Linked DNA regions of Homo sapiens: all the other regions are linked to region 2. The links are chromatin loops, found by intact Hi-C in ENCODE. Cell type or tissue: mammary epithelial cell. All regions are shown on one strand.

The links. Hi-C counts contacts between places; a loop is a spot of excess contacts. Peaks named below come from ENCODE experiments on the same cell type or tissue, not always from the same donor. Only the 100,000 strongest peaks of a DNase experiment are listed, where the experiment ranks them.
Region 1: it touches region 2 in a loop (9-fold over the local background); 20 of 110 quality-filtered maps call a loop at or near these places.
Region 3: it touches region 2 in a loop (8-fold over the local background); 98 of 110 quality-filtered maps call a loop at or near these places.

Annotation. Positions count from the first base shown.
Region 1 is chr11:13,245,641-13,253,640 of GRCh38, reverse strand. No RefSeq gene overlaps it. Among named protein-coding and RNA genes, the nearest start is that of BMAL1, 28 kb to the left of the region's middle. In mammary epithelial cell, a CTCF peak has its summit at 3,437 (motif pointing left); no DNase peak of the experiment used is centred here.
Region 2 is chr11:13,330,575-13,338,574 of GRCh38, reverse strand. All of the region lies in intron 3 of BMAL1 (basic helix-loop-helix ARNT like 1), which reads right to left. Among named protein-coding and RNA genes, the nearest start is that of BMAL1, 57 kb to the right of the region's middle. RefSeq lists an enhancer at 142-311 and a silencer at 4,619-4,913. In mammary epithelial cell, a CTCF peak has its summit at 3,133 (motif pointing right); DNase peaks (open chromatin) are centred at 84, 3,144, 4,754, 5,704 and 2 weaker places; H3K4me3 peaks cover 261 bases; H3K27ac peaks cover 6,562 bases.
Region 3 is chr11:13,205,998-13,213,997 of GRCh38, reverse strand. No RefSeq gene overlaps it. Among named protein-coding and RNA genes, the nearest start is that of BMAL1, 68 kb to the left of the region's middle. RefSeq lists an enhancer at 6,193-6,750. In mammary epithelial cell, CTCF peaks have their summits at 3,470 (motif pointing left) and 6,556; DNase peaks (open chromatin) are centred at 3,457 and 5,667; H3K4me3 peaks cover 605 bases; H3K27ac peaks cover 1,407 bases.

The sequences.
Region 1 (8,000 bases), 85 kb after region 2:
GGCCAAACACATCAATATCAATGTATATTATAATGCCAGTTAGTAATCAATAAATACTACAAATAAAAAGCAAATAGAAAGTGATGGGGTGGGGATGCTGCTTATTTTCATCAGGGAAGTTCTTTTTGAGAAGATACCTTTGAGCAGGATAAAGAATCAAACCATGTGGATATTTGGGGAAAGAGAATACCAGGCAGAGGGAATGGCATATGCAAAGGCCCAGAAGTGGGAGCATGCTTGAGAAACAGCAAAGAGGTTAGTAGCTTGGGAATGCATCGAGTGATAGGTTGACAGTAAAGAGACAAGGCCAGAGAAGCAGCACCTCCGGATTGTGCTGTAAGGTATGGAAAAGGGTTTGGAATTTAATTCTAAGTGTGATGAGAAGCCTTTGGAGGGTTTCAGTCAGAGAAGCAACATTCCTATGGTTTGAATATTTGTCTCCTTCAAAACTTGTGTTGAAATTGAATCCCCAGTGTGGCAGAATTGAGAGGTGGGGCTTTTAAGAAGTGATTGGGCCATGAGAGCTCTGCCCTTATGAATGGATTAATCTATTCATGGATTAATGAATTAAAGGATTAATAGATTAATAGGTTATCATGGGAATGGAACTCATGGCTTTGTAAGAAGAAGAGAGTCTTAGCTGACACACACAGCCCCCTCACCTTGTGATGCCCTGCACCCACCAACAAGAAGGCCTTCACTAGATGTGGACCCTTGACCTTGGATTTCAGCCACCATAACTGTAAAAACTAAAGTCCTTTTCTTTATAAAGTACTCAGTTTTCAATATTCTGTTATAAGCAACAGAAAACCGACTAGGACAGACATGATCTGATATGCAGTTCAAAGGGTCCCACTGGTTGCCGTATGAAGAATAGACTGTAGGGGGCAAAGTGAAGACCACATAGTAATCTATGTCTCCCCGACATTCACAGGGTCTTGCCCACTCCATCCTCCCTTCCCATTCTCACAGCTGCTGCTCTGAGTTAACTCCCTGCATATCATACATGAATTATTCGTGTGACCTCATAAATGATCATCCTGCATCCTGCTACATTTATCTTCCAGTTGCACAAATTTGAGCAGGCTATTTCCTTGATGAAGACTCCCATTGTTCCCTACCTTATTTTCATTAAGTACAACTCTTTTAGCCTTATATTTAAGGTCCCTTCTTGCCACTAACTGCTTCTCCAACTGCTGTCTTTCGCATACCCCAAGCTCAAGTTACACTGAACTACTCAGTTTACCATATAAGCTTCTTGCCTCCTCACCTCCATGCTTTTGCTCAAGCTATTCCATTTTCCCATAAAGCCTTCTCTTGCCAGCCCTCATCTCTGTAAGGCTCGGATTTCCTGAGTCTTTCTTGATCACCCAGGCAAAAGTGATTCTTCGTACCTTTGGCCTCTTATACTTTCCTAGTGACATTAATCATTATCTACCTAAATTATAGCTCTTTATTGTACATGTCTTGTCTTCCCCACTAAATTGTAAATTCCTAGAGGTCAGGGTCCAAGTTGATATATTTGTGCACTTTCCATCCACAGTGCCTAGCCTGATGCTTGTAGTGAGTACACAACAGATATTTGTTGAATGAATGAATTTCTAGCCTCAGAGGATTTTAACAGTCTATTTAAAGAGACATAACCAAGTCCTAAAGCCATGCTAGTAGTATAATGGAGGAATACATTACGTGGCACATAGTCTATGGACTGTAGGAATTCAGAAGGAAGATCAATAGTAGGTGGATTGGTCAAGGACGAGCTTTAATAGTGAATGTTTCTGGAATGGTTACCACATTCCAAGTTCTAGGCTGAACACTTTACATGCATTATCTCACTCTTCTCAACTCCTCTATGCTACAGGCACCTCTATGATACTTTCTACATTTTAAATGTGTCGGCCAAAGTTTGTGTGTTGGAAACTTAATCCCCAGTACAACAGTGTTGAGAGGTGGGACCCTTAAGAGATGATTAGGTCATGAGGTTTCTACCTTCACGAATAGATTAATGTAATTATTAAAGGAGTGGATTTGTTATAACATTGAGCTCAGCCCTCTCTTGCTCTCTTTCTTGCTCTCTCTCACCCTCTCTTCTTCTGCTATGGGATAATGCAGCAAGAATGCCCTTGCCAGATGCCAGAACCTTGATATTGAACTTCCCAGCCTCCAGAACTATGAGAAATATATTTATGTTCACTATAAATCACCCCGGTCTGTAGCACTATGTTATAGCATCACAAAATGGACCAAACAATACTTATGTATAGATATGGAAACGAGGTGGTAAGGTGAAGTTATTTTCTCAAAGTCACAGTGCTATGAAATCTACAGAAGTGGGATTTGAGCCCATGCCTATCTGGTTAGATTATACCAATCGTTCCTCTTGTCTGCCTTTGAGAACAAAGGAAAGGCCGTGCTTAAAGATAGCATTTGCATTTTATCTACTATCTCATCAAAAGTGGATCTAAAACAGCTAAACATGAACTGAGCTATGCCTGAGAAGATGACTAGGGCTCGAAGATGAGGCAGGTGTTTTGGGTTAAGACAACAGTTTTTGTGGGCTAAAAAGAGTAAACCTGTTCCTCGATGACAACAGACTGATCTGGCCAGTTGGAAGATGTGTTTAGGGACTAGTTTACTGGGTAAGTGGAGACAGTGTGTGGAAGGTATTGAATGCCAAGTAGAATGGTTGAGTGTTGATATTCCAGGACACAAGAAGATATTGTAATATTTATGAGTAGGGTCAGGACATAACTCTATTCAAAGAACGTTCATTGGGAAAGATTTTGCACTAAGCAGATGGCTGGAACTGTAGTATTCCCTGAGAAAGCTCTTGCTCTCAAAGAGCTAACAGTCCTTTGGAAGAAATAGCCCATAGAATTCAAACAAAGCACAGTAGAGACAGCCGAAGAACAAGAATTTTAACAGAGCATCAGAAAGAACTTCCTAAAGGCTATGGCACTTGAATTAGGCCTTATAGAGGGGTGGAAATGGAAGAATAGACAATGGGGCCTGCTTCTGAGCTAAGGGAAGGTGGCATTTAGAGAAGATTACCCAGTAATTGTGTACTGGCTGGGCTATTAAGCAGTCTCTAACACGTTGAGATTTCTGGGGGAGAGATGCACTTAAGGCCAGAAATCTATCTACACAGGTAGCAGTTCGTGTGAAAAAGACATAGGAGTCTTAGCATTCAGCAAGTTCAATGGGAGAATGGAGATGCTTCAGTGTCAAAGGAGCTATGCTAATCTTCAGCTGCCTTAAAAGACGTTCAGTGTTGCACATCCAGATCCCAGACTATATCTGGAGAATTTTTTCAGTTTTGGTGGCCATGCTCTCCACCTTATGGTTCACAACTGGGGGTGTTTTTGACCCTCAGGACATTGGCAATGTCTGGAGACATTTCTGGTAGTCACAATTGGAGCGAGTGCTACTGGCATCTAGTGGGCAGAATGCAAAGGTTTTGCTAAACATTCTATAGTATGCAGGGCAGCCCCCACTCCCCATGACAAAGAATTACTTAGGTCAAATGTCAATAGTGCCAAGCATGAGAAACCCTTCTCTAGTTGATGAGGCAACTAGAGCATGGTTAGTGGAGGGAACAGTTTTTAAAACAGTGTTACTAGGAAAAATTGAAGAAACTGGTGATTATCCTGGAGATTTAGGGACCTGAGAAATATCTTAGAAAAGTGAAAGAACTGAACCATCCAGAGCAACTGCCCAAGTTTCTACCAACATTCACCCTAACCACTGTGATAAGGTCCAATCAGATCCAATGTTTGGAAAACTAAGAAAGTCAATTTTAATAGCAAACACTTGTATAGCATTTGCTGTATTTCAGGCACTATTCTAAGAGCTGTACAGATATCAACACATTTAATTGTCACAACAAACCTATAAAACCCATTTTTCAAATGGAGAGACTGAGACACAAAGAAGTAGGTAAGTAACTTGCCTAAGATCACAAAGCTGAGAGTGGAAGAGCCAGAATTTGAGCCCAAACAGCTGTACTCTTAACGACTGTTCAATATTGCTTTGCTGTACTGGAAAGGATGCTATTGTAAAGAGACAGACCTGGGCTCAAATCCCAGCTTTGCCACTTACTAGTTTGTAGCCACAGGCATGCCACTTAACCTCTCTGAATCAATTTCTTTATCCTGCATGATAAGGGTGTCTGATAGTAACATGATAAACATTTACTAGGTTCTTCTGCACTGTGATGAATGTACACTCGTGTTGTTTAATGACAGGGATGTGTAACTGAGAATAGTTAGGCAATTTTGTCATTATATGAACATCATAGAATGTACTTAAATAAACCTACATGGTGATAGCCTACTACATACCTGGGCTATGTGGAATAGCCTATCGCTCCCAGGCTACACACCTGTACAGCATGTTACTATACTGAATTCTATAGGCAATTGTAACACAATGGTAAGTTTCTGTGTAACTAAACATAGAAAATGCTTAGTATAAATATGGCATAAAAGATAAAAAATGATACACATATATAGGGCACTTGCCACAAATGGAGGCTGCAGGACTGGAAGTTGTTCTGGGTGAGTGGTGAGTGAGTGTGAAGGCCTAGGACATTACTGTACACTACTGTAGGCCTTATAAACACTGGACACTTAGGCTACAACAAATTTATAGGGAAATATTTTTCTTTCTTCAATAATAAATTAGTCTTTCTTACTGTAACTTTTTTACTTTATAAACTTTTTAAATTTTAAAACGTTTTGACTTTTAAAAATGGCACTTAGCTTAAACCACAAACACATTGTACAGCTGTACAAATATTTTCTTTCTTCATATCTTTATTTTATAAGGTTTTTCCACTTTTAATTTTTTCTTTTTTACTTTCTAAACTTTTTTATTAAAAACTAAGACACAAACATACACACATTTGCATAGGACTACACAGAGTCAGAATGTCAAGATGTCACTAAGTGTGACATTATACAGATATAAACATATGTATGGAAAATGTACATATTATATAAATAACATACATACAGATAAAACATATATATTTTCAGCTCCATTATAAGCTCATGGATCACTGTTGTATATTTGGTTCCTCATTGACTGACATGTTGTTATACCGCATGACCACATTTATTATCCTCATTTCATACTCATGGAATTACATGGTTTAGAGACATTGAATGACTTGTCCAGGGTCACACAGCTAGGAATTAGAAGGTCAAGATTTAAATCCATATCTTTCTGACTCCAGAGCCTGTTTTTTAATGACAAATTCATTATATTTGCAAGCTCATGATGATAATAGTATGAGAAGGCATAAGAAAATTGCTGGGACACCGTAAGCAATTAATAACTGCTTATTATTAGATTAGTAATCGTAGTTATCATGTTTATTACCAGCTCAATCAGATGTGTAGACAGTAGCACATATTCTAGCTAAAAGGACAAGATCAGCAGAAAATGGATGATGCAGTAGCTTGTGTGTAGATCACAATCCCCCAGCCAGCTGTTCCATAATCCTGAGCTTCAGTCTCCTGGTGAAGTGCTGTCATTTTTGATTCATTCGTCCTGCTGTCTGTATGGTCTACTATTCATAGAACAGGAGTGGGACGAGCAGGGATAGTGTGAGGCTATTTAATGTCAAGGTTCCATGGCCCATACATTTCATAGAGTCTGCTTAGTCATAATTTAAAAAAACCATGAATATAGTGCCTTGCACAAAACCAGAAAAGCCACCACACACTCACAGACTGCACTGAGAATAGAACCGCAGCTCACCTGATGGTTAATTCCACCCAGGAAGGATTTCATCTTAAAACAATTGCCTGAATTCGTTGCAGGGAACACTGTGAGTGTTTTCCACAGAGGGGGTGGCATCTGCCTAGCAATTAGAAAGGCTAGAGGGCTGGCAGCACTCAGAATCTGCCTGCAGTGGATTCTTAAACATGAAATTGTGGCCAAAAGGATGTCAGACAGGAAGAGACCAGAGAACTGCTTGGATTATATGTGATGGCAGTAGGTACAAAGGGCACTGGGAGACTTGGGTAGGGGCCACTAACTGCCTACTTGGTGGCGAGTGATCAGAGAAACTTAGGGAGGGGATATTTGAGCTGGATCTTGATGGATGAATAGAAGTCTGCCAGGTGGAGAAAGGGGGCGGGTATATAGACAGGAGAGAACAACAATACTACAAATTTTTGTGACCTGGGAGAACATGGCACTCCTGAAATTCTTTGTGACTGATGGTGGCAGGAGCCCAGGGAGAGGAGCATGGCATGAGGGAGATAAGGCTGGAAATATGGGTTGGATTCAGCTCACAAAGGGCCTGTAGCCCCACAAAGGCTTCTGGACATTGTGGTGTAATGACAAGGATTTCTGGCAGTGCAATCTGAGGAGAAACAACTCCGGGGGTTTAGAGTGAGTCAAACCTGGTTTTGAATCTGAGTTCCATTACTTACTGGCTGTGTGGCTGAGGACAAGTGACTTTGCTTCTCTGAGTCTCAGTGCCTGTGTCTATAAGATGGGGTCATCATGTCCACCTCACATACAGAGGTGTTATTTGGATGAAACAAGGTAAGGTATAAACTCCTAACATAGCCATGGCACATCATAGCTCTTGGTGAATGCTAACTCCCCCTTTGTTTCCAGTTGGGCAGAGTTTCAATCAGATTTCTATTTTAGAACAATAACTCCAGTGGATTGCCCTTGGAGGGGTGGGGCTGGGGGGACTGGAGGCAGATAGAAGACTCAACTCTGGGAGTGAGTTGCTTTGCTGGTCTCAATATGTAAATGCTGAGTTCTAATAGCTTCAATTTCAGGAGTTTACATCTTCATTAACAGAACCAATATCCTTCTCTAAGAAGACTGGACAATGAATGAGCCAGCTTAGCTGCCTCAGTTTCTCCAACGTGAAGAGACCAGTCTGAAGGGACACAGTTGAAGCAAGTTCAAGTTTATTTGGCCATGTGTACTTGATCTCTTGTTTTCCATTTCATTTTTTCGTTTGTTCACTCATTTAGCAAACATTTACTGAGTGCCAATCATTAAATGGGCTGGGTGGGTGTTGGGGATATAGTTGTTCACCTTCCCATCTGTGTGATTTTGTATGATCAGATCTTGAAGGAACAGTGATCCCGTCTCTTCCTAGTGCATGCACATAGCTGCGGCTTCCCATTGGCCAGTTAGACACATCCCTGAACTTTGTGGAAGATAATGAGTAGAACAGAGAACATGGCTCAGGGGAGATTCCTGCTGGAGAATTACTGAACCATGCTACACTTTATCAAGCTCTATTTTCTAGAATTTCAGCACAGCATTTTGAATCTAGGACCAGAGATCCTGAACTCTTGTCGTTCTGAGAAAGAGTTCAAGAAAAGATAAATGAAAAGGAATAGTTGGACCGAGTGCTGGGGCTCATGCCTGTCATCCCAACACTTTGGGAGGCCAAAGCAGGAGAGCTGCTTGAGGCCAGGAATTCGAGATCAGCCTCATCAGCACAGTGAGACCCCATCTCTACTTAATTTATAAATTTTAAAAACAAGTAGCTGACAGGTGATAAAAAAGAAGGCAGTCCTGGCTTCTTAGTACTGACTGAACTTTTGGAAATATAACCAGAGGGTTAAGTTAATTCCACTATTTGATTAATCTAAAAATCTTACCTCAAGTTAAGGGAATTTAGAGAATTAACCAAGAAAAGCAAACAACAAAACAACAGCAAACCGTATCAATGAGGTTAAACAGCAACACCATTACCAAAATAAAATATGTCAAAACTTTGTGATGTCAAAACTGCCACATCTCATTAAGACATTCTAAAACGCTCGCTTTTCCCTCCTGAATCCATACCACTGTTTGTTCCTCTTATGGACCATTCTAAGAGCCTCCTAATAGTTTGGCCACTATGGCAGCAACAAGCCCCCATCCATACTTTATGGAGTCTTCAGAGTCCCCAGAAGGAGAGAAGGACCCTGGCTGCTCCCCGACTCTCAGTCCCCCTCAGAGGAGTGTCCTGCTCC
Region 2 (8,000 bases):
CATACCCATCCCTCCTCCCACCTACGGGGCAAGGATATCAAAAACCAGTAACAAGGACATGAATAACCAATGGGCTGGGGGAATGGCACATCTGTTCAATGGGTTAACTAAAAGTTAGCCAGGTGATCCTTTCTGTTTAAACGTGAACAACTGAAAACCTTTCTAAAATGCACTTGTCCATTTGCCTGGCAAGTGCACTTGGAGGAAGATGATGTAATCTATAACGAGTCTCGGGATCTTCCCAGCCCTAGATCTAAAATGTTCGTCTGAATGTATCCTGCCTGACCCCAGAAATAACTCTACAAATTCCTCTTAATGAAAATGAAATCGGCTTGTTTTTTTTCCTTCATTTGTCTCCTTCTGGCAAGAAGAATTTAAAAAAAAAACCCACAAACTTCAGTGATTTCAGTTTCATTTTTCTGAGCTTTGGATATAGTGAGTATCATGTGTCTGTGGGTCTGAACAGGCATGAGTCGTACAGCTCAAGGTCATTTTTCTGAGAAAATACTCAGTGCAGGAATCACAACAAAAATAACAACACAAAAACTATTGGCAGAAACCACACACCAGGCTTTTTTTTCATGCTAGTCAGTGTTGTTTCGTTTAGTTCTCAAAGAAGAACTAATTAATTGTGAGAGGGGTCAGATAAATTGCCTGAAATCCCTCAGCTCACAAGTAGGAAAGCCAGGGTTCAAACCCAGCTCTGTCTGACTCCAAAGCTCTGTGACAACTGAAGCAATACTACCTTTTCTGAGTTAAAACAAAACAAAATCTCTTATAAATCAATAAAAAGGCAAATACCTCAGTGGAAAACTAAGCAGAGACTATGAATAGGAAACCCCAAAAGATGAAACACAAAGACCAGTAAGTATACAAAAACATGCTCAATCTCATAACCGTCAAAATTTAATAGATAATATGCCACTTTCACTGCTCATATTAGCAAAGATTCTATTTAAAGATAATACCAGTATTAGTGAAGATGTGGTAAATGGGCAGGTCAGTACACTGTATATCTGAATATAAACTGATATATCTTTTGACAAAGTAATTTCATGCCTAAATTAAATTTTATGTTTAAGAACATCATCTCTTACATAGTACTCTTTTAATAGATATGCACTGGCATCTGTTAATATATCAATAGATATAAATAGATATACATTTAATAAATTTTCATTTAATTAGTATTCATTAGTGAACTGATATACATTGATATACATTGGTGAAAAAGGGTACAAACGTATATACACAATATTTCCCAGTCTTCTTATGTGTCTATAGAAAAAAGACAAAAAAAAATTCACCAGAATATTAAGACATCTCCAACTGGTGAGATGGGTCAGTTTTGTTTTAACGTTATAATTTCTCAATTTTCCATCTTTTTCTATATTGGACATGAATTATTTATATAATAAAATTTCATAAACACAGAAAGGACTGAAAGGAAACAAACCAAAATGCTGATAGTAGCTATCTTTGTGGGCTGAGATAATGGGTAGTGATTTTCATCTTTCAATTTCTCTACCTGTTTCAAACTTTCTCTTATGAGGTTGTGTTACTTTGAACTAAGCAGAACTATAAAACTTAGTAGTAAGTATTCAGATTTTCTGTAACTATATCAATATCATAGAAAAGATTTCAACTAGTTTCCAGATAGGAGTAACAAAGGACAGGGAAATCACACACCAGCTACCCTAGATGAAAGCCTTGGGAAATTTCCAACAGCGAGTGTTAAGGGACCAAAAGCTTACTGCCAGCCCACACATGACCACCAAGGCAGCATCTGACACTGGCACATTCACAGTTCGTGTTTGCCTTTTAGGTGTCGTGTTCAGTTCTGAACGCCTGGCTATCCATGGCATCAACCCAACAGGCACACAACACTGCTGCTCAGTACAGTCAGTGCTGGGCAGCATATTCCCTAGTGACGGTTGCTCTCTCCTGGGGATCCTCCTGGATGTCAGACCCTCGTGGTCCAACTGGAGAGCCCTCAGGTTTCAGGACAGGTAGAGGCCCAGGCTTGAGGCAGGAAGCTTCTGGTAGACTGACTTCAACCCACCCAACTTGGCCTACAAGTTGCCCCCACGAGAAGCCTCATTACCTCCTTGACTTTCCCTTGGACCTGCCCACAGCTCCCAGAGTCAGTCTGACTCAGGCCGAGGTGCAGGCAGAGGCCACAAAACAATCAAAACAAACTTAGTAAAGAGTGGGGAGCCTGGCTGGCTTTTCTTTCTTTAAAAGTCTATATGGGGACGCTTTTAAATATATATATGCACAGGTGGGAGGAGTGAAAAAAATAGAGATTGCAAAAATGAAAAAATATGACAATGGAAACTGTTTCAGGCTCTTTTAGGATCATATACTTTCTAAAAGGGACAGGGGAAACATCAAAACACCTCATTTCTCTGACAATGAATGCAGTTAAAAATTTGGACTTCTACTACATATCCTTATGTAAAAGGACATTTCTAGGAGCTATGAAACCATTTCTTTTCATTTAAAGTCTGTCTTAGGATTTTTCTAGCTAATTTGTAAGCATGTGCATGCATGCACGCACACACACTCTCTCTCTCTTGCTCTTTCATATTGTCAAAAATGCAATAAAAATATTTTAAATATGTCTTTAGCTCTCTTGAAATCTGTAAGTAATATAACCTTACAACACTTATAATTCCAAAAATAATCAATATAATGCCCTAACTGTAATACAAAGAAGAAAGGAAATATAGTTAAAAATAAGACAACATGTAAATCAATATGTAAGTATTGGGGCACCGCTACACCAGAAAACATCATGAAAGATATATGAAATGCTTGCACCTATTCATAACAAATAGGTAAATCTTATATACTTGGTAGCTGTGTTCGCAGAAAATTCAGTATATATTAAAAACATGCAAAAATTATTTGTGTTTATGTGTTAATTGGAGTCAGACTCTAGGCCCAGATAATTTTAAGCAGGGTTTTGCCCACAAGAATGCACTGAGCATTAGGCAGCTATGCAGATGTTGGGCAATCTTTTGTTCCCCAAGCATTATATCTAGCACCCCTGCCTTCCCCTCTTCCCCCAGTAAAAGCCTCGTCTGGGTCACTGTGACATCCAGATCACCCACACACATTCCCACGATGTCCTATAGGGGGCGCGAAGTACCCATTCAGAACCAGTAGCATTTCTACAGACAAAAAGAGGCAGAGAGGTTAGCTATTTACCCAAAACAACAGACAAAACCCAACAGCAGACAGGACTAGAATAAGAGAAGGAATAGACAGCGGAGGAAGAAGGAAGTTATTATTCTCATATTTATGTTTCTTCACTGCTAGACATCATGCCAAGGACTGTTATGTCCATGCAGAATCTCATCTAATCCTCCTGTCAATCTTCCAGGTTAGTAGTATTATCATCCCCATTTTTCAGATAAAGATATTACCTTTCAGGGAGGTGAGGTAACTCTCATAGCCCTATTTTTGGTAGAACCAGATTTTATCCAGTGCTTTTTACATTGCTTCAAGCTGCTCCCCTCCAGGTCTCTGAGTCGATGCCCGAGGGTCCCTCACTTTGCTGCTTAAATCTCTGGAAAATAGTGACCGGAATGCGTGCTATCTGGAAAGCAACTCACAAAGAGAAAGATGGTTCAATCCCAGCATCTCAGCCCTTCTGGCCCTGTCAGTGTATGGCTGTGGCCAGAAAAGCCCAGGCATCCCAGAGCACAGGAAGCAAAGACTCTGGATGAAGTCATGGGCCATCTTTCTCTAGACTCCTGGAAGAGCCTGGCTAGAGGCACCAGGGATCATTTCAGGAGAATGTGTATTTGGCACCTACATCCCAGTTTTGGATGGTAGGTGGTCATCACATCCTTCCACCCCCGTAACTGCTGGAGTTGTTCTCTGAGACTGAATATTGGATTAGGCACTTGAAGAGATGACCCAGTTTTGCAATTCTTAGGTACCTCTCTCCTTCTACTTTCTGGCCATAAAACCATGACTAAGCACTTTAAACAAGAAACCTATTGCTCAGGCACCATGTTCAGGAAAAAAAAAAAAAACATCAAGAGCCCTGTATTTGTCACCTTGATCTAAAGCTACCATTTTATGAACCCTGTGGGGCCTGGCAGAGCTACAGGATGAACCCATTTGTTGGGGACAGTGCAGATGCCTCTGCCCTGCAGTCTGTTCTGTCAAAACAAACTCTGAAGGTTTCACAGAAAATGGTTCAACTAAGGCTCCTGTCTAATGATTTCTTGCAAAATAAGTTAAAGCAGGGCCAGCCCAAGTCTAGTGCACCATGGGCTTATTTTTGGCACTATGCAGGAAAGGCTGTAAGATAGTCTTGCACCACAACTAAGAGCACGGGCTCTGGAGTCACACTGCCTAGCCCCAAATCTCTGCTCTGCTGCTTGACTGCATGGCTCGGGACAAGATGTGAGCCCTCGTTCCTTAGTTGCCTCATTGGTAAAATGAGGATGATGACAGGGCTCACCTCATATGGTGATTTTGAGTCATAAATAAGACAATTCACGTACGGAGCTTAGAACAGTGCCTGGCCCATGGCAAGCACTCTCTGGATACATGTTACCTTTACTGGGATTAATACTGACTGCCATGCCATAGAAAGAATGGCTGAAGGCACTGGAGAACATAAACCTTGTGGAGGGAGATAGAGTGGGTGGAGAGGGAAAGGATGTGGGTCCATGAGCACTACCTTCAAACTTCTAAGCTGGAATTGTGCCATGCCTACCGACCTTTGTTCTGTGTTGCCACAAAAAGCAGAACTAGGTCACTAAGGAAACACTGCCAAAAGGCAGATCTGCGGTCAGAATAAAGGAGGATTTTTAAGAGCCAAAGATGTCCATAAAGCAGGAGCAGGATGCCTGGTGCGGAGATGTCCGACTGGGGCTAGGGAACTGCCTGTCATGGGCAGCCACTGCGCAGATGGGATCCTCCTGCACTGGCGGGTGGTTAGAGGAAGTGACCCCTTATGCCCCTGCCCACTGGACCATTCTGTCACTTTGAAAATGAGTAAATAAGTGCTGATAGCCAGGGTGTGGCTGATCAGCCCGAAGGAAGGAGGATGGACTTTGCACCAGTCTTAACATACACAACCTTCAAAACTTTTACTTAATGCTCTCAGAACCACATCTGGTGGTGGCAGTGGTGACAGGAATGACCAGTAATGGCTCAAAGAACCAAAAGTGTTTCTGGAACACCTGCTGGTGCCAGACAATAATTCAGGGAATGTGTAAAATGACAGGGCTGTGACAACAAGCTATCAACATTTTCTTACTCTGGACGATTTAAAGACAGTATTGGCCGGGCGCAGTGGATCACGCCTGTAATCCCAGCACTTTGGGAGGCCGAGGTGAGCAGATCACCCGAGGTCAGGAGTTCGAGACCAGCCTGGCCAACATGGCAAAACCCCGTCTCTACTAAAAATCCAAAAATTAGCTGGGTGTGGTGGCATGTACCTGTAATCCCAGCTACTTGGGAGACTGAGGCAGGAGAATCACTTGAACCCAGCAGGCAGAGGCTGCAATGAGCTGAGATCACGCCACTGCACTCCAGCCTGGGCGACAGACTGAGACTCTCTCTCTCAAAGAAAAAAAAAAAAAAAAGACAGTATCGATGACTAATGCCATTACCTGGGGGCACACAATATAGAGTGATCAAGTCTGCCAACTCCATGGGCTATGACCGTGACAGGAAGCCTGGGGTCATTCCAGTTCGCAGGCTACTTCCCAGACTCCTCTCAGGCAAAGGTTTTAGTGTTCTTCAGCACCTCCTTACCACCGACCCACCCACACAACCCCTTGACCTGGATCTTACTCAAGTCAGTCTCCTGGCCGAGTCACACACAGGAAAAGTTGCTAGAACACAGTGAAATGTTCAAGAGCAAGAAATAAGAGAGAGAAAGAGGAGAATCTGCCTTTTGAAAATTGGTTCAGAGCTGGGGCAGCCTCCATCATGAAATAGTGTTAACTTTATTAACTACAGAAATAATTTTAAAACTAGAAACTATTTTACCAACAAGAAAAATTGCTAGCTTGTACTGAAATTATAATCCAGATCCAAGAAAAAAATGAAATTTCCAAACTAAAGCTCATCAGCCATTTTCCAAGTATTTCCTGTGCACTTGTTACTGCAAATTTATATGTTCTCAACTCTGAGAACTCGAAAGCAGGTAAGTGGCTGTAGGTATCAAAGATTAGGAAAAACAAATATGTGTAGGTGACCTTGGGGACATTCTGTGTACAAACTAATTGTTTGCTATCTGACAACACCTGGCACCATGTTTGAGAACCACTGTCCAGTCTGGCTAGGAACTCCCTGGGCAGGAAGATCAACCATCTCTTCTCAGAAAGAATGGATTCAATAACCCAAGGGCTTCAGCTTTGGATCCCAGCTGCTGGATCTGCCCACAGCCCTGATTCCTCCCTCCCCACCTCTGACCTTCTCTGTAGTAGGTGGTTCACATCCTAGCATGTCACTGTCTTTTACTCTCTGGTTGGTTGTCTGTCTGTAGCCAAATCCTAGTACGTCTTCCTCATCCGTAATCACTCCCCGTCGCTTGTTCCTCTCCATGCTAGCCGCTACAGCCTTAGTTTAGGCCCAGACCAACCCCGCCCGGCCTCTTCGCATCCTCTAAAACCGCTGGCCTTTGGTATCCCAACAGGTGACTTCTCCAGAGGCTTTCACAGTTTGCCCTCCCTAGCAAAGTTTTCCCTACGTCCCTCTGCCCCTTCCAGCCTCAGAAAGAGAAGTAACTCCCCAAAGCCCACTCCGGCTTAGGCACTGTGCCTGACATGCAGCCCAGGGCAAGAAAGAGATAGAGGTTCACCACACAGGCTGGCACCAGTCCACTGATATTGGCTACCAGAATGCTACTCAAAGATACAGAGGCTCAGAAAAAACCCACCATGATCAGTTATTATTCTTCTACCAGGGGTGGGGCCAGAGCATTGGGAACATAGCACTCATGCCACCCACTTGCTTTCCCAGAAAAGGGCAGGGTACTCCAGGGAACTTGGGATTGCCTGTCTCTGGCCTGTGCCCTGGTCCTATGCTCCCTTTCGTATTCCTATGAAATCACCTCAACAATCCATTCCCAGGGCTCCTCCAAAGTTGCAATACTTATCTTCACTGCCTCCTACCACCCACCACTGCATCATACTTACCTTCCCACTAACACATGGCAAATGTACTGCACCTTTTTCCATTAGAAAACTTCATAGCATCTCTATAAGCTTTTCCCAAGTGGGTCAGAGAGCAACTGATGTTACCTTTGCTTTGCTATCCAAATAGATTCCAAAATTCCCCACTCTCATTTTCTCTACCACTCAACTAATCTGTTATATACACATATCTTGGTCTGCTTATGCATGGGCTGATTGTTTGGCCATCTTCGTGCCTGTGTCTTCTAAGACTGTGAACCCCTGAAGGGTATCTGTTTAATACAGTAGCTCCAGTGAGCACAGCAGGGCACTGTCAAGAGAAGCACAGAGACTGCCGCCCCAGCCCACCTCTGCCATGACTCTTAATGGGACCCTAGGCAAGTCACTCCCTTGCCTAGGCCTCTGCTTCCCCACCTACAATGAGATATACTTAAAACTAGTGTCTCTCTGAAGGCCCACCTTGTAGCTCTAGTACACTACGACAACACAGGCAAAAAAGCACTGGGTTTATGTCTCTTCATGACTACGTGAGCAATAATCACTCAGGTTTAGGCTCAGCGAGATATCACAATACTGCGCCTTTGAGTGGCACAGAACTGCCATTGCAATGTGTGAAAACTCTAAAGTGGCTATTTAGTGCAATGGGATGGATGTTTGTGCAGCTAAGTATAATGGACAATGAAGAATGATTTTATCTCCTTTTGAGAACATAAGTATACTATTCTATATTTATCCCTCCCATCTCCTAATTTAGACAGGGAAGAACTTTTTCTGATCAGCACCCACTTGCCAATAATTTCGCTCTACATCTAAATGGAGAACAGGAGTCAT
Region 3 (8,000 bases), 120 kb after region 2:
CTTGTAAGATAGTAGGATTGTGGTAAGGTTTTTTAAATTTCACGGTTTGAGCATTATCTCCATGTTATTATAGACTCAGCTTCTTGAGTCTACCGTCACCTGGGCTGTGTATGTGGTCAGCAGTCCTAACGCTGTTTTCAATCTGTCTAGCTTTGATGTTCCTAGAGCTTCCTAGAGTAAGAGACCACCCCATCTGCAGCCAGTAGACCTGTGCACACACCCTCCTTGAAGAGACAGTTGATACAAAATCTTCAATGCTGGCCGTCCCTGTTTTAATCTGCCAAAAACCCAAGCCTAAATCCTCTCAGCTATCCCTTCCCTAATGATGCATCCTTTTTAAAAATTTTTTTCTTATTTTCTTATTTATTTATTTATTTTTGAGACTTGCTCTGTCACCAGGCTGGAGTGCAGTGGCGCAATCTCGGCTCACTGCAACCTCCGCCTCCCAGGTTCAAGTGATTCTTCTGCCTCAGCCTCCCAAGTAGCTGGGATTACAGGCACATGACACCACCCCCAGCTAATTTTTGTATTCTTAGTAGAGACGGGGTTTCACCATGTTAGCCAGGATGGTCTTGATCTCTTGACCTTGTTATCTGCTCCCCTTGGCCTCCCAAAGTGCTGGGTTTACAGGTTTGAGCCACCGTGCCCTGCCTTTGCCCTAGCCCCTGACCTACAAAGCTCTTATGACTGAGCCCTCTGGAATTGCTTGTTCCATAACCACCAAACCACCCCTAGATCTTCAACTTTTTCTCTGCTCCTTCCTGATACAACAGGCTGGCTTGCCCTAAAGACACCATGCATCCCTCTGCCCTCTACAGCCATAGATTGGAAGGTGTTGTCACTGTCCGCCTGGTTCCCAAGTGCTGTATCCACAACATTGTTTCTGTAACCACTGAGGATCATGCTGTTTTGCTCTCTTGTCCTCCATGTTGCCATCATCTTCCTGCCCACCACCACCTTTATGCCACGGAAGACTGGAGCACCTCTCTTATGGTCTTCCTTTGCATCTGTTTCTTCCATTTCCTTCCCTGTGAAGCTCCTCCAAAAAGCTGTCTCTCCTTACTGTCTCTATTTTTCGTCCTCTCTCCCTCTCCCCTCAGCAATTTTGTGCAGGCTGCTGGTCCCACAGTCACCAAAACAGCTCCAGGTCACGTCACTGATGACCTCCATGTCATGAAATTTAAGGGACATTTTTCTGGCCTCATATTCCTCGCCTTCTCAGCAGAGACTGCCAGTGTTGATCATTTACTCCTACTGGAAACGTTCTTCCCTCGGCTTTAAAAATGAAATGTTCTCCTGGTGTCTTCCCTAGTTTTCCTGTATCCTTTGCAGGCTTACACGTCCCATTCTCATCATCAAATACTGGTGTCCCTCCCTTTTCTTACTCTGTAATCTATTCCTAGGTGATCACATCCTCACCCACAGCTTCAGATATCTGTAGAGGACCTAGATGATTGTATTTCCAGACTCAACCTCTTCTCTGAGTTCCAGGTGTGCAGATCCAGTTTTTGATTTGATATTTTCATTTGGAAATCCCAAAGGCAGCTCAAACTCAACAGACCCCGAACCAAACCCATAATCTTTTACCACATACCTCCTCCTCTTTCAGAGTTCTCTGTCTTAGAGGGTGGTACCACCGTGCATCCAGGTGCACAAGCCAGAAACCTAAGAGCCATTGCTGGTATCTCCTTTTTTGTACATCCTGTCTTCAATTTACCACCAAGGGCTGTTTCTTTTCCCTCCTAAAAGTTTCTCAAGTTCACTGTTTTTCTTGATTTCTCTTGATCTCCAACAAGTAGAAGCCTTCGTCCAAGTCAACATTATTATTTTCAAGGACTATTGCTATCACTTCTCAACTGGGCCATCCTGTATCTAATCTGAGTCCCTTCAGTCCAGTCTCGAGAGAGCACCTGTGGTCATCTTTTTGAAGTAGCTATCTAATTATGTCATCCTCTGCTTAAAACCCATGATGACTCTTCATTTCTTTTAGGACAATGACAAAACCTTTACTATTGCCTATAGGTTTCCTCTCGCCTTTCCGCCCATGTCATTCTCTCTTCTCTAGTCACTCCAGCCTTCTATCCCTTCTTCATACTCCCCTATTTTCCCCTTGCCACAGGGCCTTTGCAGAGCACTTCCTTCTACCTGGAATATTCTTCATACCCCTGGTTTAGTCAACTTCTACTTATGCCTCATATATCATTGCAAGCATTACTTTATTAGGGAAATCTTTCCTGATTTCCCTAAAAAAGTCAGGTCACATTTATCTTTTATGAAGTTTCATAACACCATGCATGTACTTCTTCATGGCACCAATAGCAATAGAGAATTATATTATAGTGTCATTATTTGAGTAGTGGTTCTTTCTCTCACTGACAGTAGAGTCCTGGGGAGGTAGGAATCATGTATGATTTTGAATTAACATTGAGTCTGTAGCACAATTAGTACTTGAGCACCCAATTAAAAATAACAGCCTCCATCATTCTTTTTTTAATAGTTTTCTTTTTTCTTTTTTATAATCTTTTATTCTTTTTTCATAGCAGTTATAATCACTTGCCATATATGTGTGTATGTATATGGCAATAATATATATGTATTTATTTCCTTTGTTACATTGAAAGCTTCATAAGGGCAGAGAATTTGTCACTGATTTATTTTTTCCCAGCACCAAAAACAGTACCTGGCACTTGATGGTCATTTCATAAGTAGTTTTTGCATATGTAGCATTTAATAAATATTTGTTCAAAGAATAAATATATTTTGTGTAATAATAATAACAGCCACCCTCACCAGCAATATGATGGTACTTAATTAGCCCACCTAGCTTTATGCAATTGTATGTCTATATTTTCCATAAATTTATTATGTAAAGTTATAATAATTACTACCAAATTTATCAAAATAACTACATTAATATACAAAATTCAACCTTTACTATAGTCAGTAGTCAAGGTAACTTGTTTATCTGCTCATATACCCTTAAAATAATTTATGAATCCATTGCCCCAGAAGAGGAAAATCAAATAATGATGAACATCCAATCCATGATTGCAGTTAGATCTGTTAAGGAATTATTATCTGTCTCCTCCAGGGTAAGTGTTCTTTTGATCAGCCCTGCTACATTTCCCTTCGAAGAGGTCTTATGAATATTCACTGCCACTGATATGAATGGAAATGCTCATTTTCCTCAAAAAGGAAGGCAGGTTGGCAAATAACAAAATTGGCCATAGTAAGGATGGACTGAAGAGGGTGGAGGATGGACTAAGAGGGTGAAGGATGGTGGTTGGAAAGGCAGATGTCTAGGACTTGAAATCCTCACAGGACTGCCTTTATGTCTTGTACTGCAATCAGGCAGGCAAAAGAGTGGCTTGGGATGATGCTCCCAGCTTCCCAGTTTCTCCAAATCCTTACCTCTGCGGCTTCCTTCTGCAGTGGCCTAAGAAATCTAGGTTACTTGTGCCACCTGCTGCCCAGATTGTGGATGACTTGCTGACATGCATACACACCTCTTGGGATTTTGTTTGTTTGTTTGCTTCAAGCAATTTTTACCCAGCTCACTCCTTATCCATGGCTTTCTGACTTTCTTGTTTTCTTTTTTTTGTTGTTGTTCTTTACAGAGATAATCAAGGTAAACTGACTTTCTCCTCCTCTTGTCCTTGGAGCACACCTTCTGAGCTATGAATATACGTGAAAGCATGGTCTGGGAGGGTGCTTTGGAAAAAACTGGGGCTCACAGCTTCCACATGCTGTTCTCATTTCTGACCATGTTTTAACCTCTTGTTTCCATTCAATGCACTAATGGCCTTGGGTAGGCCCTGCTGGAACAAAGATGAATGAGACGTGATTCTGCTCCCCAAGGAGCTCATAGACTACTGGGAAGGGGGAGTGTAGATACATAAACAAATAATTAAAATTCAATGTTATGATAGGGACAATACAGACACAGAGGGAGATGTAAAGTCCACTGATGGGAACCAGCAGAGCTTTGGAGAGGAGATGCTGCTTACCTACTCTCTGAGGGATGGGCTGGGGTTCAGAAGGTGGAAAGGAGGACTGGCGTTTTAGGGAGGTGGAATGGCATTTGCAAAAGTAGCGGGGAAACAGCCTATTTGGGGAGTAGTGAGAAGTAATTTGGTAACCACTGTTAACATTTTCTCATAGGTCCTTCCAGGCTTTCTGACATGCATTTTCCTGTGTATATTTGTGAATGGATGAGTGTGTGTGTGTGTGTGTGTGTGTGTGTGTCTGTGACTTGCCTTCATTTCACTAAACATTGTATGTTAGAAGTCTCTCCGTGTCAGTAAAGAAAAGCTCCTTCATTTTTTAAAACTTCTGTAGTGTTCTATTGTGTTGATCTATTATAGTCCCTCTTTAATAGACCGTTTAGGTAGTTTCCAGTTTTTCACCTCCTATGTGTATCTTCGTGAACCAATGTCTAGAGAGGAAGTTGCTGAGTTAAAGGGTACCTACATTTAAATATTGACTGCTATTACTTAATGACCTCCAAAAAGGCTTTACCAATGTATACTCTTCATGGAGTGGCTAAAGTATGTCATGGCCTAGTAAGTCTTTCACATTTTCCCCTTTCTGCCTTAATCCATGGCATAATTTTCCTCTCCCGAAAATAATGATCCTGACAGCAATCCTACATGTATGGAATGAGTTGCCCCCATTTTACAGATGACAAAAAACGGAGGATCAGAGGAGTTGGGTCTTATCCACAGTGCCCCAGGGAGTCAGAACCAGAACTAGAACTCGGGCCTTCAGAATCCTAAAGCTTTTTCTACTATGTTGCTAGGCAACACTTCTCCCTTTTGATTCTTGTGCCAATGCTACTTGTTGCCATGGTACTGCTGGGACAAGGAGCAATAAGTTGTAATTAAGCAGTGAGCTAGAATCTTTGCTCCTAGCAGAAAAGGTTTTGTTTTGCCCTTATGTGTGGGTGGACAGGAGATAAGGCCACCAGGGCTGCACTTGGTGCAGAGAGGGGCAGTTGGAAGAAGCCAGCTGATTATCATGTAGGTTTCATGTGAGGGCGGATGTTCATCTTCACTTTGCCCATTTGAAACCATGTTTGCCCAGAAATGCCTGGATGGGGGTGCTGTGTGGGGTCCCTGCCTAGACACTGGCTTGTCAAAAATCAGCATCCAACTTCAGTGTGTGCCTTCTCAGTCTAGAAGAAATAGGGGCCTCGTTGTTAACAGCACCATTCTGGAATCAGACAGGTCTGGGTTCAAATGCTGGTTTTGCCGCTTACAGAAATTTACCAACATTTTCTGATTCTCAATTTCCCTGTCTGAGTGGGGACAATCAGGGTGACCTCGTAAGGTGTTCTGTGTATTGAGTGAGAAAATGGGGCTAATCACTTAGCCAAATGCCTGACATTAACTACCATTTGTTAAGCGATCAGTGCATGTAGCCAATGCTAGCGTTTTATTTTTATCATTCACCCACCCGTTCTTCTTTGTATGCTTTGCAGTAATCAAAGGGTTTCCAAAACATCTTTAGTATTCCATCACTCAGTGCTGAGTTGAGGGATTACGAAAGCTCATCATGTTTTTCTCTTTAGACAAGAACACTCAAAAACAGATTTTCAAAAGATTTGATGTAGTGAAGTTCTGCACCTCAGAAATGTGTGTTATCTGCCCCAGGAATGAGTCATCGGTAGTAGGAGGAAAAGTGAAACTGTTTTTCAAAGGCGACACAATGGAAATTGCACAATTCAAATTACTGCAATTGCCTTTTCAGCTGAATCCAAGGAAATGTTTTGTTTTTTTTTTTTTCAATTCATTCAGTTGACTTTTTGAACACTTCTTATTTGTCAGGCCCCATGCAAGGGGTGAAAAGATGAATAGAACATGGCCCCTGCCCAGGGAGTTCACAGTTTAGTAGGGGAAGAGGAATTTGAAATAATTACAGCAATGCGATAGCTGCTGTGGTGAGGTCTGTGGATGGCGTTGCGGGGACACTAGAGCAGGAAGTCCTTAACTCGGGGAGAGAGGGAAGTCGGGAGAGAGAGGAATATCGGGAAACACTTCACAGAGCTGGTATCAGCTGGGCTAAGTCTAAAAAGATAAGGGCAATCAGCAGGCAGAAGGCACTTGGGCAGAGAAAATGGTGGGGAAGCGGGAGAGAGCACGGAGCCTTCAGATCTGGGTGGGGGACAAGGCTGGAGGAGCAAGCGCCTGCACCCACAGGCCTGGCCCTGTGCTGCATAACTCACTCCTTCTAAAAGCACCCCCTGCTCCCTCCCATTCTTGCAGTGCTCACTACTTTCCTCCTGCTCCTCAGGTTTGCTGTCTCTGCTCCTACCCGGCCCCTCCTCCCCTGCATTCTTACCCTGGGCTTCATCTTCTTTCTTCCTGTCACACCTGAAACTCCAAACCCTTACCTTTTACATCCCTTGCAAAGATGTTCCAATGATCCTCGATGCTACAGGGTAAATATTTCACTTGTTCTGGTCTTTTGTGCAACCCTCTCATCAGGCATAGAACTTAATTCTAGATTTGCACCCATTAGAATACGAATCTCACCCCAAGGCAGCCAGGAGGAGCTGTCTCCATTGCAAACGCACTGATTCCTTTATTCCTTCTCCTAGGTGTGTCCTGAGGACATGGCTCAGCTACTAGACTTTTTTTTTGGTTTTTGTTTGTTTAATTCTTTGTCCTTTAGAGATAGGGTCTCTCTCTGTCACTCAGGATGGGGTGATCACAACTTACTACAGCCTTAACCTCCTGGGCTCAAACCATCCTCCCACCTCAGCCTCCCGAGCGAGTACACTTTTGATGCGGGAGAGGCCTCGTCATTTGCAAGTGAGGCAGAGCAGTGCCACTTCCAGCTGACCACGTGGCCTAGGAGGTAAAGACCTAGGCCATCCAAGTATGTTGGGGTTCCAGCTGTGTCTGAGGTGGGGATGTGACTTTGTGTTTCCCCACCTCTGATTAGTGGGAGTGTGCCAAGGTGCCTTTCATTGTTTCTCCTGGGACAGAGAATCAGACAGCTACTACTCCACAGAGTTCTCGTTGCTGGCCCAGGCTCTTCTTTGGAATGAAACTGTCTGCAATGTAGATGCAATTCCAGGAATAATTATAAACCAATCCACAATGAACTGTCCCTGAAGACTGAGATGCCCAGGTGCTTGTGAGTGGCTGCTGGTCTGACCATTTGGATGCCTCTCTGAATAAATTTACCCTAGCAGGGCCAGGCTGCATGCATCATTTTACATATTGCTTACTATTGTGAAAACACATTTTTATATTCTGGCTTTTTACACTTAATAATACGTTAATAAATTTTTCCATCTTGTAGGCTTTCTAGTTGTCATATTTAATTACTTCATAATATTTAGGTGAGTGAATTGATCATAATTTACTAACCTTTCGGCCCACAACTGAATATTTAGGCAGGTTCTAATTATTTTGTTAGTGTGCTTAATACTTCGAGGAACATCTTTTTGTTTATGTTGATTAATCTCCTCAGGATAAATTCCCATGAGTAGAATTTCTAGTTCAGGAAGCCTAACCAACACTTCTGGAATGCGCTTCCATTCTCATCTCACCTAACCGCTCTGGTTTTATGCTTGATTAGTTACTAGAATGGGATAGAAGGAAAAAGGAAGTAAGCAGAGATTCTGGGGTTCTTCCAAAAGTCAGGCTCACTTAGATATGGGAGACTTGGGGCCACCAGATAGCTGTGTGGGGAGACATGGTACTAAGAGATCAGGGAGAAAGACACACATCAGAATGACACAGAGATAACCATAGTCTCTGAATTAGTCAGAAGAGGCTAACGATGGCAGCAAATAGCCCCAAGCTTTAACTACAAGGAATAAATTTATTTCTTGCATAGGGATAGATGGGGCAAGGGACCTTCATTCAGGCTATTTCATACCGAGACATCCCCCTGCTCTGGGTCAGAGGGATCTTCTCCATGCAGATGGGGAAAGAGCAAGTATCACACTGGGGAGATTTCACGGGTCAGGCCTGTTAGTGGTCTACATC